Regions from separate parts of the Homo sapiens genome. Here region 1 is linked to region 2. A link is a loop called in an ENCODE intact Hi-C map of the cell type or tissue named here. Cell type or tissue: heart left ventricle. All regions are shown on one strand.

Region 1 (8,000 bases), 460 kb before region 2:
GGAAAGGCAGGACTACTTGAAGCAAGACTGGAAGACTCAAGCCGGGGAGGGAGCTTCCCAGTCACAGATAGGTGAGACGGTTGCATGCATTCTTTTGAGTTTCTGATGAGCCTTTCCAAAGGAGGCAATCGGATATCCATCTGTCTCAGTGCCCAGAGAGATAACTTTGACTAGAATGGGAGGCAGGTTTGCCCTAAGCAGTTTCCAGCTTGAGTTTTCCTTAGTGATTTTGGGGGCCCAAGATATTTTCCTTTCACAATGGTAACGAGTAAGCTCATGGCACTCATTCATATCTCCTGTCCAAGTAGATCAAAGGAGAGCCAGAGACTTCTGGGGTGAGAGAGTACTGCTCTGCCATAGGAGCCTTGGGTTTGGCCCTGGTCCTGTCTCTGAGTAGTTGTGTGATCTTGGGCAAGTCACTGTGCCCCATGGGCCTTCAGGCCAGCAGCAGAATGCAGCAGGTTGGCAGCCTGAAGCAAGTAGGGGAGGCCATCTCCTGCATCAACATGTTCACATTGTTCATTTTGTGGTTGCAATCAAATGGGATGATAGGAAGAATTCTGCTCCAGGCTCTGAGTTACAAACATTGGATGAGATGATCTCGCTTCTTACAGCTCCAGCATTCAAGAATTGAAGGACACAAACCACCCGCCACTCGGCCCTATGTTCTTCCCAGTAGAGTTAATCTTCCATGGCAATAATTACATGAGTAAAATAACATGACAACATTAACCTTTGAAAAAAGACAGATTTTATTTCTATGTCAGTGAGTCATAGACCTTTTGAGAAAGCATTTGGTGAAGCATCAAGTTACAAAGGAAGAATGAACCACTGCTAGAACCAGCCTGGACCTAATGCCAGAAGCTCCAGGGCAGGCAGTAACCTGGTTTTCTCATTAGAGTTGGGTCATGGACACTCATCTCTGCTGATCTCTCCTCCAAAGTCCATTTGTTCATTGGATGTACTGTGTACAAACACTGCACTGGACATATGTCCTTTGATAAGGAAGAATTTGGGGGTACTGGCTGCCAGGAGAGGTTCCATTTCCTAACTACATCAAACTGTCTTCAAGGCTGTCCCCAGGTCCTCTCCTCTCCTGTCCTGAATTTGGGGAGTTAAGACTTCCAGGGTCCTTTGGACAGGACTCTGACCCAGGAGACAGGCCTCATGGCAGATACTGCTGTCCTGACTTCTAACAATAGAGTGAACAGCAGGGTCGGGTCCTGGAGATGGAGACTTGCTCAGGGTGACATGGCCCCCAAAGCCCTATTCAGACCTTTCTGGCTCAGGAAACAGTCCAGACATGACAACCCTTGAGGGGGCCCAGCAGAGATATCCAGTGGGGGCTAAATCTATTTGTAGTCAGTTTTCCCAACTGCGCATTTTCATGAAGCCTGCCAGCAAGGAGTGCCTTTTAAAAATCACCTGCATATTGTGCACATGTACCCTAAAACTTAAAGTATAATAATAATAATTTAAAAAAACACCAAGAAAAAAAAATCTGTGTAAGGAAGCCTTAGTAGGTATCTCCTCTCTCACCCCAGAGTAAGGACCGAAATCAATTCTCAGGAGGGGCCATGACATCTTCCACTTCACATCCCACATTCTATACCTTTCTCCAGGCCCAAATTGACAAGAGATAGGAAGGAAGTGAAGGGGCCACTGAAGCAAGGTGGATGATCAGGTGGCAGATACCAATGCTCACCTCCTGGGCTCCTGCAGTGCTGCCATGGTCCCTGATCCAAGAGAGGGCAACACTCCACAGACAAGATATATAGGGGCACACACACAGATACATGCACACACCAACAGACATGCAGACATACATCAACACACTCAAGACACACCCAAACACACAGTCTTTGTAGTGGACACTAGGATGCACTACCCACATATGCCATTAGTAATGAGGGACTTACTTTCCCTGCTGCTGGTAGTGCCAGAAGTCAGTCCTCAGCTGAGGGAAAGGAGACTGCCTTGCCCAGGTCACATCTCTTCCAGGGAAGCTGGCATTCAGTGGCTGGTTATGGAGGTAATGAGGGCCTGGTCTCCTTGCCCAGCTCGGGACATCAAGGTCATCCTAGCTCCAGAGTTCCCATGGAGTTGGCTGAGGCCTTCCTTGGGACTACATGTTAGCTCAAGTTCTCCCTCTGTACATTCTACTTTTGTCCTTTCTCTTCCACAGGCATTGGCCCCAAAGGCACCCCCTAAAAAGGTGCTAAACTCAGTCTCAAGGTCGCTTCTCAAAGGATCAAGAGTGCAATGCAGATACACACCCATAAACAAAGACACACACAGACATACTCACACACATACACAGATACACACACACATTCCTCAAGGAAACCAAAGAGTGAGAGGTAAGAAGAGAGTTTGCCCTGTGATTACAGCTGCGTGACACAATCACTTTTATGATATGAATTTATCAGGCTTTTTCTTTCAAATGTTCACTTTTTTAAATCCAAAGTGAACATTTCATTATTATAATGAGAGAGAGAAAAAATAAAGGTATTTGGAAAACTATTAATAAAACCAGCTCTTCACAAATAACTCTCTATGCACAGGCCCTAATCCTCTAAGAACTTGTGGTTTTGCTTCAGACCTTCTACTGTCTTTGGGAAAATCTCTAGTGTCCCAGTTTATCACCACCAAAGATATGCTGCATTCTTTCCTGACCCCCCACAAATTAGACCTTGAGTTTCAAAGATCTGGTCTACTAGCTGCACTTGTTTTAAAATTGTTATTCATCAAAAACACGAGGAACAGCTGATCAAAGTTCAGAAGCGCTCCATAGAAGTAACATTCCGACCTCAAGTGGATTTTATTCCAGCCCCAAACAGATAGGGTTTCTGAAAATAAGAAGGGCTTAGGAAACCTTATTCCTGCCGTTGAGGACCTCTGGAAATCATAGATTCTATATTTTCATACCCCTGCTTCTGGGCAAGGCTTCACCCATCACACAGATGTGGATGGTCTCCTCAAGGGACCAGCAAAGTTTTGCTCTTCCTTGATGGGAAATCCTTCCTGTGTGCAGCTGGAATTTCCACCATGAAACTTCAGTCTGTTTTATTGTTTTTGTGTTTTTGCTTTGACCTCACTAGGGGTCAGCAGTCTGCTAGCACTTCATCATTGTGTCATGGACTAAGTGAGAGCACCAGGGCCTTGGAGCTCCACCAACTTGGCTCTGAGTCCTGCCGTGCTACTAACTAAGTAGACTGAATCCGACTGGGCCTCTGCCTCCTCTTCCTTAAGATGGGATAACAATTATAACAGTCCCAGCTGTTGGAGGGATCAGGGTGATTAAATGAGAAGGCATTCCATAAACTTTGTCCCTTAAGCCTTCATTTCTTGGCCTTGAGTTGCAAATTCCTTCATCCTTTTATTTTTCTCCAGTCCTTCTTCATTCTTCTTTACTGGCTTTTGATTTTGTTTCCCCAGGGCCTGACACTGCAGCAGGCACGTGGTGAGTGCACAATAATTAGGTGTTGAATGACTGAATGGACAGATAGCACCAGGAGGGGTGCTGTAGAGGAGAGGCCTGTACTGAAAGGGAGGTCACCGCGAAGGTTCAATGGTACAGAGAATTGATGAACACTTTTTCTAGAATAGGAGAAAGACATCTCCTTTGTTGCTTTCCCCTCACCAACTTGCCTCTGCTTCCATCCCTTGCTCCTTGCTACTCCTTCATTCTCCAAGTTTCTGGCCCTCAATCTGCACGTACTGTGAGTCCCAGGTCTTTTCCTCTCCCACAGATCTCGCAACTCCATTCCAGTCTTTCTGTTGCTGCCTTCCGGGCTCAGCTCCTCCCTTGCAGACCCTGGGGAATCTGGGCGCCCAGACTGCCCTCTCCCATCTATCCTCCTTGGTGCAGCAGAGCCTTCCCTCTAAAGAGCAGCGCTGTTCATCCCTCTCCTTCCCAAGCCCTCTCCTCCCCTCACATGGCACACAGAGCCCTTTAAGACTTCCTGGCTTCCACTGCCCACCACCCCACCTGCACCTCGTGTGTCCTGTTCTCCATACACATCGTGAGCTTCCACATCTCTACCCTTTTCATTTGTGTTTCCTGTGCCCCAAAGGCCCTCTCACAACCTCCTTGCCCACCTAGTTACTCCTGCTCTCCTTGAAGATTCTGACCAGCACGGTCTCACCCAAGCCCAGAGTCTGACTTAGGGGCTCCACTTCTGTGCTTCCCCAACACCCGCTGCCTCCTTCTGTCATGCCACTTGGCACTACAGCATTGTGCCTATTGGTTCTCTTATTCAGATTCTCTGCAGGGACAGTGTCTCATTTCTTAGTGTGTCCTAGCACCTAGCACAACCTCTGGTATTTAGTAGAATCTCAATAAATATGGAGCAAATGAATGACTAAATGAATGAATGATTATATGAATCCTTCTCTGCCATTGCCCTTTTTGAGGCGCCTTGGTGTGGGACAGATCCTCACCAGTCAGACAGGCCCCACTGTGTGAGGGCAGCTAGTGAGTGTGGGAAAACCACTTTGCTATACTGAATTTCTTTTCAGCTATGAGAAACCAAGAATACACCAGAGGATCTCACTTCCCTTGACTCTCTTCTTGCTGCAAAGGGTGGCTCCAGGCTTCATATCTACCACTGGTCTCTTTTCTTGGGCTGGGGTTGTAGGGTGCAGGTGATAAGCCACTGGAATTCCCACATCCTTCTCTGTTTCCCTCCTGCCTACCTCCCCTCTCCTCTCTCTCTCTCTCTCTGGACCAGTTGCCGAGTACTCAGCGTCCAGCTTGCATAACACGAATTCTGTCATCTGAGTCACTCCAATTTCTGCCTGATGACTGAAGATCATTTCAAACATTCTCTGAGCTCAATTTGCAGTGCCCAGCAGGGAGTGTATCACTGAGTCACGATGTAACATATCCCTTTCCTGAGCTTTCTGTGGAAGGCCAATTAAGCTTTTGCTCCAGAAGCCACAGAACTCCTGAGATGCACAGGAAGGACAGGCTCTGCCAGGACCGGCAGATGTCCACACCCAGGGGGGCCCACAAGACCCAGAAGAACCCTCTGCAGGCCCTGGAGGGGTCAGTAGAACCTCCAGAACTCATCTAGCCCATTGCCCTGACCTTCCTCAGCATCACAGTCATAGTTTTGGTTGCCTTCACATTCTATTAATTGAATTTTTACTTGTATCTAACCTAGATCTTTCATGCTGCAGTTGCTTTTATCTCCATATTTTCTTGTAAAAGTCACTTAGGGCAAGGCCTATCCTAGACAAAATTGTGTGCTAGGACTTTAGATGCATGATTCCCCCACTTCCCTTCTTTCTGGATGCTTTACCCTCCCCCTGTCCCTGTTCTCCATAACAAGTGCCCTTATGTTACCCAGGGACCATTTCTTTTTGGAAGAATTAATCCACTCCCATGTATTACTGATGTCATACCCATCAATCACCCCCAGGACCTATTTTCTCTGTAGAAGGGAGTACAGGGGTAATGAATTTGTGCACCTTAAAAGCTTATATTCCTAATGGTGAAAATTTAGACACTAGAGTGCCCAGGATAATTTGGAACAAAGTAGACCAGGAACACCAAGTCAAGGTCTTAGAATACTGGGGCTGGGAGAGAAGGTTGATATTATCTAGTCCCATGTCTTCTTTACACAAATGAGGAAGCTGAGGCTCAAAGAGGTCTTCACCTGGTCACTGGCAGCATCAGCATTAAAACCTAGTCTTCTGTTTCCTACTCTAGCGGTCTTTCCATTGTAAACATAGTTAACCTTTCTTGAGCACATACTATATGCAAAGTATGGTTTTAATCTTTTTACAAGTATGTATTCATTTTTTTAAATCTTCACAACCCTGTGAGGTAGGTGTTATTATCCCCATTTTACAGAAGATGTAACTGAGGCCCAGACAGATTATGTCAGTCTCTCAAGGACACAAACTGGGAGGTGGCAGAGCCTCTGCTCATACCCACAACATTCTGCTCATGCAGCCTCATCAACCGGATTTCACGAAGTTCCTTGAAGCCTTGTTGCAACGGCAATTTTCTACCATGTTCCTTTTTTTTTTTTTTTTTCTGTCAGGCATCTGTGCCTTCTCACTACTAAACATGCATCTCACATTCCCCACCCTGGCCTTAAAGGCCACCAACACCTCATTGAAAACCCTTGTTCCTCACAGGAGGTGCTGCTGATCCCTGACAGACCCGCCTGTTTGTACCCCTCTCCTGTGGTTGGTTGTCACCAGGGCTGTTATTAAAGCCAGAAATAGGATGCAGAGCTCTAGTCCTCCTCCAGACTTCTCACCCGGGAAGTTCCCACATGGCTGTGATATCATGGCATCCCCTCCCCCTCCCATGATGTCATTCCCACAGCCCAGCTCCCTCCCCTCCCCTCCCCAGATTTCCACCTGCACCCAAGCAGGAGTCACAGATCATCTCACATGACTAGGAACAGTTAAGAATGAGACCTGTGAGAAGTAGAATCTTTCTTTGGTTGGGGCCAGAAACTATTCCCTCCCATCTGCCTCTGCCCCTCCCAAGAGGATAATTCATCCTGGCTACCACATGTTAGCCCCTCATCTGCCTGGGAGTGAGGTGGGGGACTTCACATACAACTCCTTCTTCCTCTTCCCTCACCTCCTCTTCTTCACAGGACCAGAGCCAAGATCCTTCCACTCTGAAAACTCCTACACCCATGTGGCATCTCAAATCAGCTGTGTGTTTGTCTGGAGTATGTGTCTTTGTGTGTGTGTGTGTGTGTGTGTGTGTGTGTGTGTGTGTGTGTGTATGTGTATGTGTGGCTGAGCTGTAGACCTGTGGAGGACATGAAATCAGTCCATCGTTGGGAAGTTGGTTGAAAATAAACTAGGTTCCCGGGCATAGGATGGATGCTGGCACCAGCTTTAAATGGGCCTGTTGCCTTTTTCCTCACATCCAGAGCAGTGAGGCTCTGGGTGTAGTCCTGGCATCAAGATTGGGGAAGGGATGGCCACGGGCCAAGGGCTGTGTTCTATGCAAAGCATGCATATTGACTAGATTACATCTTGCAGACATGGGATGCAGAGAGCCAGATAGGACTTCTTGTTGTTCCCCAACTTTTCTTTGTTAGCATGCAGGCTCACAGCACTTTTCAAGTGTGATTCTGTGCTAGACACTGTGCTAGGAGCTAAGCATACACATAAGGGAAGAAGGGTTACAAAATTTAATCCATTACAACTCAGATATGAGAGAAAATGAGCTCTATTATCGAAAATGAATTTGGGATTCTTTCCCAGAAAAATAGGTGAAGGGTGGGGGAAAAGTAACTAAACGTCCAAACTGGTTTAGAGCTTGATCTCATCCAATAATGCCACAGCCCTTTTTGGAAATGCCAGTCTCCAAAACAAAGCTGCTCAGTCTCCCACATTATCCCTCTGTCCTCCTAGTCCTCTTACTCAGGTGGAAGAAAGAAGGAGGGGGCTTTATGTAACATCATGGTAGAGGGAGAAGTTTCAGAGTTCTCCAGCCCCTTTGGTCTACAGAGCCACACCCTTGTCCTCATGTCTGGTCTTTGTTCTGTTGGCATTTTAAGCCAAATCTGTGCCTTGTATACTTTGTGATCTAGTCTCTTTCTTTGGATTTGGTTAGAGCCCATGTCTCCCACCTTTCCAGGTGGACTCAGCCTCACTTTGGCCCTGCTGATGTTATGGGCCTCATAAAGTTGAGCCATGACTCTCATCAGGCCCAGCCTGCATGGTGGTATCCACGGCCTTGCCCCAGGTCTATGGTGGCCTGCTGTTCAAGACTCCACAGAAGGGCCCCTGGCTACTTCTAATTCTTGCCTTTGCCATGAAGCAGCCAAGGATAGTTGGGTCAGCAAAGCCCTACTTTAGGAGTTCCTTCTGCCTGTTTATGCTACAGACTCCTCCAGCCTGCCAGGTTGCTTCTAAGTCTGTCTTGTCCAATGTCAGTAAATTCTTAACGGGATGGTGTATTAGTCATGTTTTTATCAGCAGAATCGATTTTAGTGCTTGGCACATAGTAAGAGCTT
Region 2 (8,000 bases):
GACCATCTCATGCTGTTCCGGAGGCATCAGATAGTGTGGACCTGATGTTTGGGAGATCATTCCTTGGCCCCTGAGATTTCTCAGTAATGTATGATCCGTGAACATTTTACATACATACATATATACATACATATATACATGCATACATATACAGGGAGATATACATGAATGTGTGTATATATGAATTAACTGTAATTCATATGTGGTTGTAATTTGTTTTTTGGCCAAAGTGCATGGAGCTAATAGTCGTGTTTTTAATATATGTATATATTTGGCCAAAGATGGCAGGCATATTTTTAATTCAGTTGCCATTTATTATAAAAATCCTGGATCAGTTCAGTGAATTATGAACTTGTCTCAAGGATGAGGATTAGATGTTCTATTTTAATCAAAACATTTGGGAGCTTCCCAGCAGAGACAGATAGACTTACTCACTTCCTGGCATGTATTATGGCCTTGGGAAGATAAAGGTGGATCATATTTGTTTTTTCATAAACTCATTTCACCCCAGAATCTCTGACAACTGAAAACCTGGCAGAGATGAACATCTATGATTGCTTGGCCTCTTTATGCACTGATCTTAAATGTTATGCTCTGGTTTAAATTTGGCTAGCTTTATAATTGATTATCCTCATCTCCCCTAAATTCATGCCCTATTGTGGTATGAATAAAGGTTATAGGGTTTGGGTCATTCATATAGGGGGAGAGGAGAGTTAGACAAATACAAATGTATATTTTCACTAAAGGATCGCTGGGTTCTAAATAGTAAGAAAATATTGATTAAAGTTATAAGGGTGGCTGGTGTTTACTATTAATATTCCCAAGGTAATGATTTCACTGAGAAATCATAACAAAACACTAAGAACTTTATTGTGAAGAAGCAGAAGTTTTAAATTTTCTAAAACGAAATGTCTTGAATTTAGTTTTGAGATTTAAAAGTAAGCTTGTGGCCTGGTTCCATGCCCCTGACATCACTTCCCTCTGCCTATAGAGGCAGAGAGTCCTTTCCTATTGGGATAGGTCCTTTCCTATTGGGATACCTCCCAAAGCCTCAGTAATGGTAGTACTAAGAATAGCCAAATAAATAATATACACAATTCTAGTGCTAAATTTTACCAGGTCCCAGTGACCTAATGCACATCCTCATCTAATCCCTATAATGACTTTGCGAGATGGGCACTATTTTAACCCCTAGTTTAAATATGAGGACATCGAATCTAAAAGATGATAAATAACCTGCCCAGTGTCACACAACTCATAGCACAGCTGGGAGGTTTGCCTTGCTGTAGCTGATTGTCCATTACCTTTCAAGGTTTGGGTGAAGTAATATTCCACAATTTAAATATCATACACAGCATTTGTGTGTGATATTTAAACAAAGCATTTGTTTTCATCTGTGCTTTCATGGCTTTATCTACTTCCATAATGGCCTGTCACAATTAATTAAATTTTTACCTTTGTTTTTCTAAATTGCAAAAGTAATTATGTTTGTAGTAAAAAATTAGAAAATATAGATGAGCAAGATAACAAGAATAAAGAAATCATCATGATCTATAATCCCTATTCTAGGAAAAAAAAAGTGCTAATCAAAAGAATATTTACTGTCTGATTCCGTATGTATGATGTTTGAGAATAAGCAATACTACAAGGAAAGAAAACAGATCAGCAGCGTCAGGACCTGGGGTGGGAGGTCTGGACCACAGGAGGACACACAGGAACTGTTTTAGAGTAATGGAAGCGTTCTGTATCTTGATTGTCGTGTGGTTATATGACTGTATACATTTGTTGAAACTCAGGATTGTATACAAAATAGGGAATTTTACTGTATGTAAATTATTCCTCAGTAAACGTGACTGAAAATATAAGCCGATGTTAACACCTTGTTGTGTATCCCTCCACACATTTTTCTATGAATATCCATTACAAATATGTATCACATATATATATGTCTTTAAAAGAGAGACTCTGTCTTGTAACCTATTTTTTCACTCAAAAATGTATCAAAAGCATTTCTGATCAGTAATCATTCATCTCTATCATTAAAAATGAGCATGATTATTTGAATAAACGTATTCATTATTCAAATTAGCTGTTGTCTGGATTTTCTCATCGCAGATCTTATTTTTAAGCTTTATTGGCACATGTTTACTATGCGAAAAAGAAAATCTTTCTCCCAGAACATGGTTGCTTTAACTGAAAAATAATGAAGGTGGTCGGTTGCCTAAGGTAATGTCTTTGTGAACATTCTGTCTGTTGTTAGCCTGCTAGTGATTAGGTAGCTGAAGACTCCTTTTCAGTACATTTTCTTTGACCTTGAATTAGATGTAGGGCTAAGGCAGGACCAACCTGTGTAAGTGAGCAGTCACAAGAAGTTCTTTTTACCTGATGTTAGTCTTTTGTAATCTCACTTTTAAAAACAAACTTCTCTTTCTTATGTTTTGCCAGTGGAAATATTTACCATTCGAAACTTACTCTTTGGGAGTCTAATGAATGTTATTTCCTTTAAAAGGCACAATAAATATTTTCCTTCTGACCTCTAAAAGTAGATGGCAGAAAATAAAATTGATTGTTTTCCTCATAAATTTGAATAGACATATTACCTCTGTTTCAAAAATGACATCAGCTAGATGACTTCCCAGGCTAATGACAGTTTTCCTGCCAGACAGAACACTTGATTTACCATTGTCATGAAGTCACCGTGCCACCGTGTTTCCCATTCCCATTGCATGCTTGAAGAATTGTGATACTTAAGGTTTCCTATAATGAAAAATAAGAAAAAACTGGACAGGGCTCATTGTTCACCATTATGTAGAGAAAGATCTCTCCACAGCAAACATTATGAGAGTGTCTTCATTGGTCTTGCTGAACGTGGCCAGCCTTCTCTGTTCCCCACCCTGTTAACACATTCTCTGCCTCTTCTATGTGGATTTTTTTTAAGTACATATTAGTTTCATGAAGGTCTTTCTGCCTGGAGAAGTGGAATCCCCCAACTTTTGGAAAGCCTTTTAAAGTCTCCATGAGTCCAGCCAGGTGTGGTGTCTCACACCCGTAATCCCAGCACTTTGGGAGGCCGAGACAAGTGGATCATTTGAGGTCAGGAGTTCCAGACCAGCCTGGCCAACATGGTGAAACCCCGTCTCTACTAAAAATACAAAAATTAGACAGGCATGGGGGTGTGCACCTGTAATCCCAGCTACTCAGGAGACTGAGGCAGGAGAATTGCTTGAACCCAGGAGACAGAGGTTGCAGTGAGCCGATATCGCACCACACTGCATTCCAGCCTGGGGGACAGACCAAGACTCCGTCTCAAAAAAATTAAATAAAATAAAGTCTGCATGAGTCCAATTAGCTACCGTGTTTCATATCTTTTCTGTATCTAAAATTGTTATCCTCTGACCTAGTAGAAAGGGTCTAAACCTCTGCTTTCTTTTTAGATAAACCCATAGATTATTTTGGGGGGTGGTTGTGAGGTTTTTTTGCAAATTAGATGATCAGTAAGTCCCTAGCGCCATAGACTGGGCCAGATGCACTGGGCAATGTAAAGAAATAAGCAATGTCCTGCCCTATAGGAACTTGCCATTGTTCATTTGAATTTGTTGACTTTGTTTCTCTCTGGAATTATATATAATTTCCTGTTTGCTATGATCCTTACCTTAAAATAAACCTGCAGTATTATCCCATTCACTCCTTGGAATGTTCTGATTTATGACTATTCAGCAGTTCTGTCCCATCAATAGGCTCTCAGGAATGTCCTAAATTGGCAATCTGTGGACTGGTGGGTTCCATCTAGAGCCTGATAGGGTGGAACCACTAGACAAATGGAGAGTGTCTTTTGTTGTCGTTGCTTGTTTCAGCATCCCTGGAAGGATAATTTACTTTCCAAAGCTTCATTAGCTAAATGAAACTCAAGTCTTGCCTCTTTAGTTTAAGACAGGTTCTTTTAAAAAAAAAAAAATCTTGATGTGTCTTAGATAGATATTCTCTTGGATTATCTTCCCTTTTACATGATACAGGGCTTTAAAATCAACCTTGTGTTTGACACGATCAATGGATGGAGATCCAGGAAGAGGACTGGTGCTTTAGGATTTCACTTCACATTGCTGTCCTCTGCAGAGCCTTCTCTTCCAGTTGACATGCTGAGGGACTTGGAAAGGGCTAACAATCTGCTTTTAAACTAGCGATGTATTCTGATGCCCAGTGCTTCAAGCTGTTTCCCTTTTTAGGCTTAAGTTTGCCTGGAGAGGAAAGTGGAGACCTTGAATATTAAACTCTTTTTGCCTTGTGTGATTTGATGGTGGTTTTGTGGAGAATTATTTGTCCTTAGGTGGACTCTCAGCCCAGTTTGGAATGAAGTCATCATAGCCACTTGTGCCAGGCCCCAAACAACCCATATAGCTGATCTTTTCCCCGGAGTCAGAGACACAAATAGAACTGTTTCAGAGCATTGCAGAGGGGAACTCTAGAGAGGTTTGGCCGTGGCCACTCTCCTTTCTGCTTTTAAGATGAGGTGCATTGTGCTTGGACTGACTCCACATTGGTAACCAGGAGACAAGCAGCTCTAGAAGATGTTGCTCCTAGGGCATGGGGCTTCTCTGCCTAAGAAGCCTTAGGACATTTAAGCAGCAGGAAAAGAAAGGTCTGTTTTGGCTTTATCTAGCCATGTCACTGAGTATAATGACCCCACGATTTCTTCTTCTTCACATTCATTTTGATGCCAATTCTTTTTTGCTGTGCTTGGGGATTTTTGTTTTTCCTCTTCAGGCACTTCCCAGGGTTCTGCACAAGTGTCCTCTGCAGTGGGGTGGCATCCCTGCTCCCTCTGGTGGAAGGCCTGAGCCACAGTGCTCTGAGAGCACCTCACTCACTGCAGTGAAGCAAAAAATCCTGCCTAGCCTGTGTGGCGCAGCTTTCTATTTTGCAGTCATAACCTTTTACTCAGCTAGTCAACAACAGGTATTCTGTGACTGCCCAAGGCTGGAGAATCAACAGTTCCTATCTCATGGAGCTTGTATTGTAGACATGCATCAAAATTTTGTATCTGAAGTGCAAATACCAGAAATATATAAATTAAGACGAGCTCTCCTCTCCCCCACTGAAAATAAAGGAAGTCTTACTCAATTCTTGGGGGGAATTGCACCCAACTCACCAATGTTTTGTAGTAGGAAATTCAAAAATTCAGAAAAGACCGTTATAAATCTTAGGTTATTTTTCAAGAGACATAACTAATAAATAGTACCTGGGGAGGCCCCTGGACAGTCAGCACCCCCCAGCTGGTAGCATCCTGGGAGCAAGGTGGCTGTGCCTTTTGAGTTCCTGAGTTGCTGTTACTTTAGCACTTTACACATTGCCCCACCAACCAGCTGAAGTGCAGAAGGAGTGCAAAAAAAGTTACTTTAACCCAGATGTCCATCATAAAACGTACAAAACAGCTTGGAAATAGGTACTGTGTCAAGGAAGCTTTATTATGATAATATTACTAATGGAAAGACAAAAGTTGAACCAAGATATATTGCCTCCACATTCCTGGTAAAGGTTCAAAACATAAGCACAGAGTTACTAATGTGTGAGCTGTCTTTTCCCCAATTCTGTGCTAAGGAAGTGAAATTGCCATCAGTTTTAGTTTTTATAATTTCTGAGCATCCACATGAAATAGCAAGAAAGAAAATACCCTACCCTCCACCTCACTGGCAAGGGTGCCAGCAGTGTCTTTTAGATTCTGTAAGGGACACGGTGACCAGAAAGTCAGGACAAATGGATTCTACCATTAGCCAACCAACAAAATGAATTTTCAGATTGTTCTAGACATGAGAACAAAAGATCAGAGAAGCCACAACAATGAGATACCTGTTACACATGTATTCTTGGATCTCCTTCTTCCACTCTGTGGATGCTCTGAAGGAGGCTTTATTTACATGCACTAGTCGAGAAACAGTTTTTGTTGAAAACAGATAACAGTTACGAGAATCTGGCCAAGCTTAGACTCACAGATTCTGCCCAGCTAAATGGTGGGATGTCTCTTTCTTAGTTTTTAATTGTGGGAAAATACACATGACATAAAACTTGCCATCTTAACCATTTTTAACTGTAGAGTTTAGAATATGGATCTCCTTTAAGGAGGAATTAGGCTACTAACAGAATAAAAAGTTTAATTCTTTCTCTCATAAGTTTAAACTGACTTCTCTAATTCCCAAATAGACACAGGTTTACGGCAAATACAAAAATCTAGGCTTAAGGTGACAAAGCAGAAATAGATTATGCAAAAATTCATGGGAATAATAAAGGTATTCTTGTATGTAGTTGATATCTGATCACCTCCTTCGCCTAAGTGGTGAGCTTTTGACAGTAAGGGCTGTCTCATACTAATTCATATATTTGTAGCACTTAGCACAATGCGTTACTCAAAAGTACTCTAAAACTATTTGTTGCTTGAGTACTATCTATTTTTCAGTAAATAATCTTTTGTCCATTCAGGCAACTGCCCTGAAATTTTGCTGTGTTATGCCTTCATTATAGAAGGGAAAGAGAAGGGTGGTGGACTGGTAGTGCCAGGGCTCTGAGGCTGCAGTGCTTTCTCCAAGGGACCATCACAACACTGCAAAGCCGCTAGAGAAATGACAGCCCAACAGACCTGGTGGACTTTAAACAAGAGCTAAGCTAGTTCAGCTGGCACATATTTTCAAGTGACTCCAAAATAAAATGCGTATTTGCATCAAACAACTGGAATCATTTTAGCTTTGGAGTTATTTAAATTTATCGACAGGGAGAAGAGCTTCTGGCTTTTTCTATGGGTTTGTCCTGTCAAACATTAGTCTGCTCATTTCAAAGAGCAAGACTGATCAATAAGGTGCCCAAAAAGCTGCCTCCAGACAAGGCTGGCAAAGAGAGTGGTACCTCTTGTGGTTTCTGCGTGGAACCCATTGGCATTGCACATTGACATTCTTCAAGAGGCTCTTTCTATGTCCTTTCTGGCCTTTTGAAAAGGTGCCACTGTGTTTTGGGAAAGGGTCCAAAGAGTAGAATAAGATCTAGTATTATGACTGTAACCTTTTTAACAAGGTGAGATTTCATAGAAAAATGTTTATTAAAATATGCCTCTTTATGAATATCGAAGATTAAATGTTCTGTAGTTGGTGAGCTCAAGTGGGCACTCCCAGTCAAATGAATTCTATATTTTCCACCTCAAATCCTTTTGAATAAGACTGGAGTAGACATAAATTACATGTTTCTCTTTGCAAATTGGCCTTCAATATTTCATGTGCCAAGAATATGTTACAAAATTGGGGCAGCATTAATATCTTTTTCCTAATGCTCTCTAAACAGACTTTTTTTGGTATTTCATCTCATCTGCATAAGCCATTTAGTGGCCAGCAAAAACTGTTATGAGGGAGCAAACTAATACATCAGAAGCAAAACCCAAGATATATTTAGTGCTCAGATCTAAGTTATTCACAATTTAGTGTCCTTTCCACTGCAGGGGTCTTCAGACAGTGTTCTAGGAAACATGGTTTAATAATGTCATGTCCTGCCTTCAGGTAAGTTACACTGTTGTTAGTGAACAACGCCTTCCCCTCTTCTCAGCATTCAGCCTGGGGTACACAGAACCTGAATCTTCAAACTCCTACCTTCCCGTCCCCCACTAATCCCCGCAGCTCAGACCAACTATTTGTGTTGTGAAAGGTCTTATTGGCGTTTTTGCTTTAAACCTAACCAAAATGACTACAAAAATTTTGGTGACCATCCAGAAATGTCTTTGGATTGTAGACTTCAGGGATAATGAAAATTATTGATTTACTCAGCAACTTTGTACAGCTGTGTTGAGGGAAAACGAAATTGTGTATGAGAATTTAAATTGGCAAAACAACCTAAATCCTTATAAATTTCATACCACTTATAAATCTGTGAGACTTCTTAGCCTTCTTAGCCTTTTAGTTTAAAGCCAGAACAGAATATGAAGACACTGACCTATGAAAGTCAAGTAAACATGCATCTTTTTATCATCA

The links. A loop is a pair of places that touch in the nucleus more often than their neighbours do. Peaks named below come from ENCODE experiments on the same cell type or tissue, not always from the same donor. Only the 100,000 strongest peaks of a DNase experiment are listed, where the experiment ranks them.
Region 1: it touches region 2 in a loop (6-fold over the local background); 10 of 110 quality-filtered maps call a loop at or near these places.

What each region holds. Positions count from the first base shown.
Region 1 is chr11:112,652,439-112,660,438 of GRCh38, forward strand. No RefSeq gene overlaps it. Among named protein-coding and RNA genes, the nearest start is that of LINC02764, 100 kb to the left of the region's middle. In heart left ventricle, a CTCF peak has its summit at 3,099; a DNase peak (open chromatin) is centred at 3,173; H3K27ac peaks cover 1,582 bases.
Region 2 is chr11:113,109,826-113,117,825 of GRCh38, forward strand. All of the region lies in intron 1 of NCAM1 (neural cell adhesion molecule 1), which reads left to right. Among named protein-coding and RNA genes, the nearest start is that of NCAM1-AS2, 150 kb to the left of the region's middle. In heart left ventricle, a CTCF peak has its summit at 4,828 (motif pointing left); a DNase peak (open chromatin) is centred at 4,816; H3K27ac peaks cover 1,982 bases.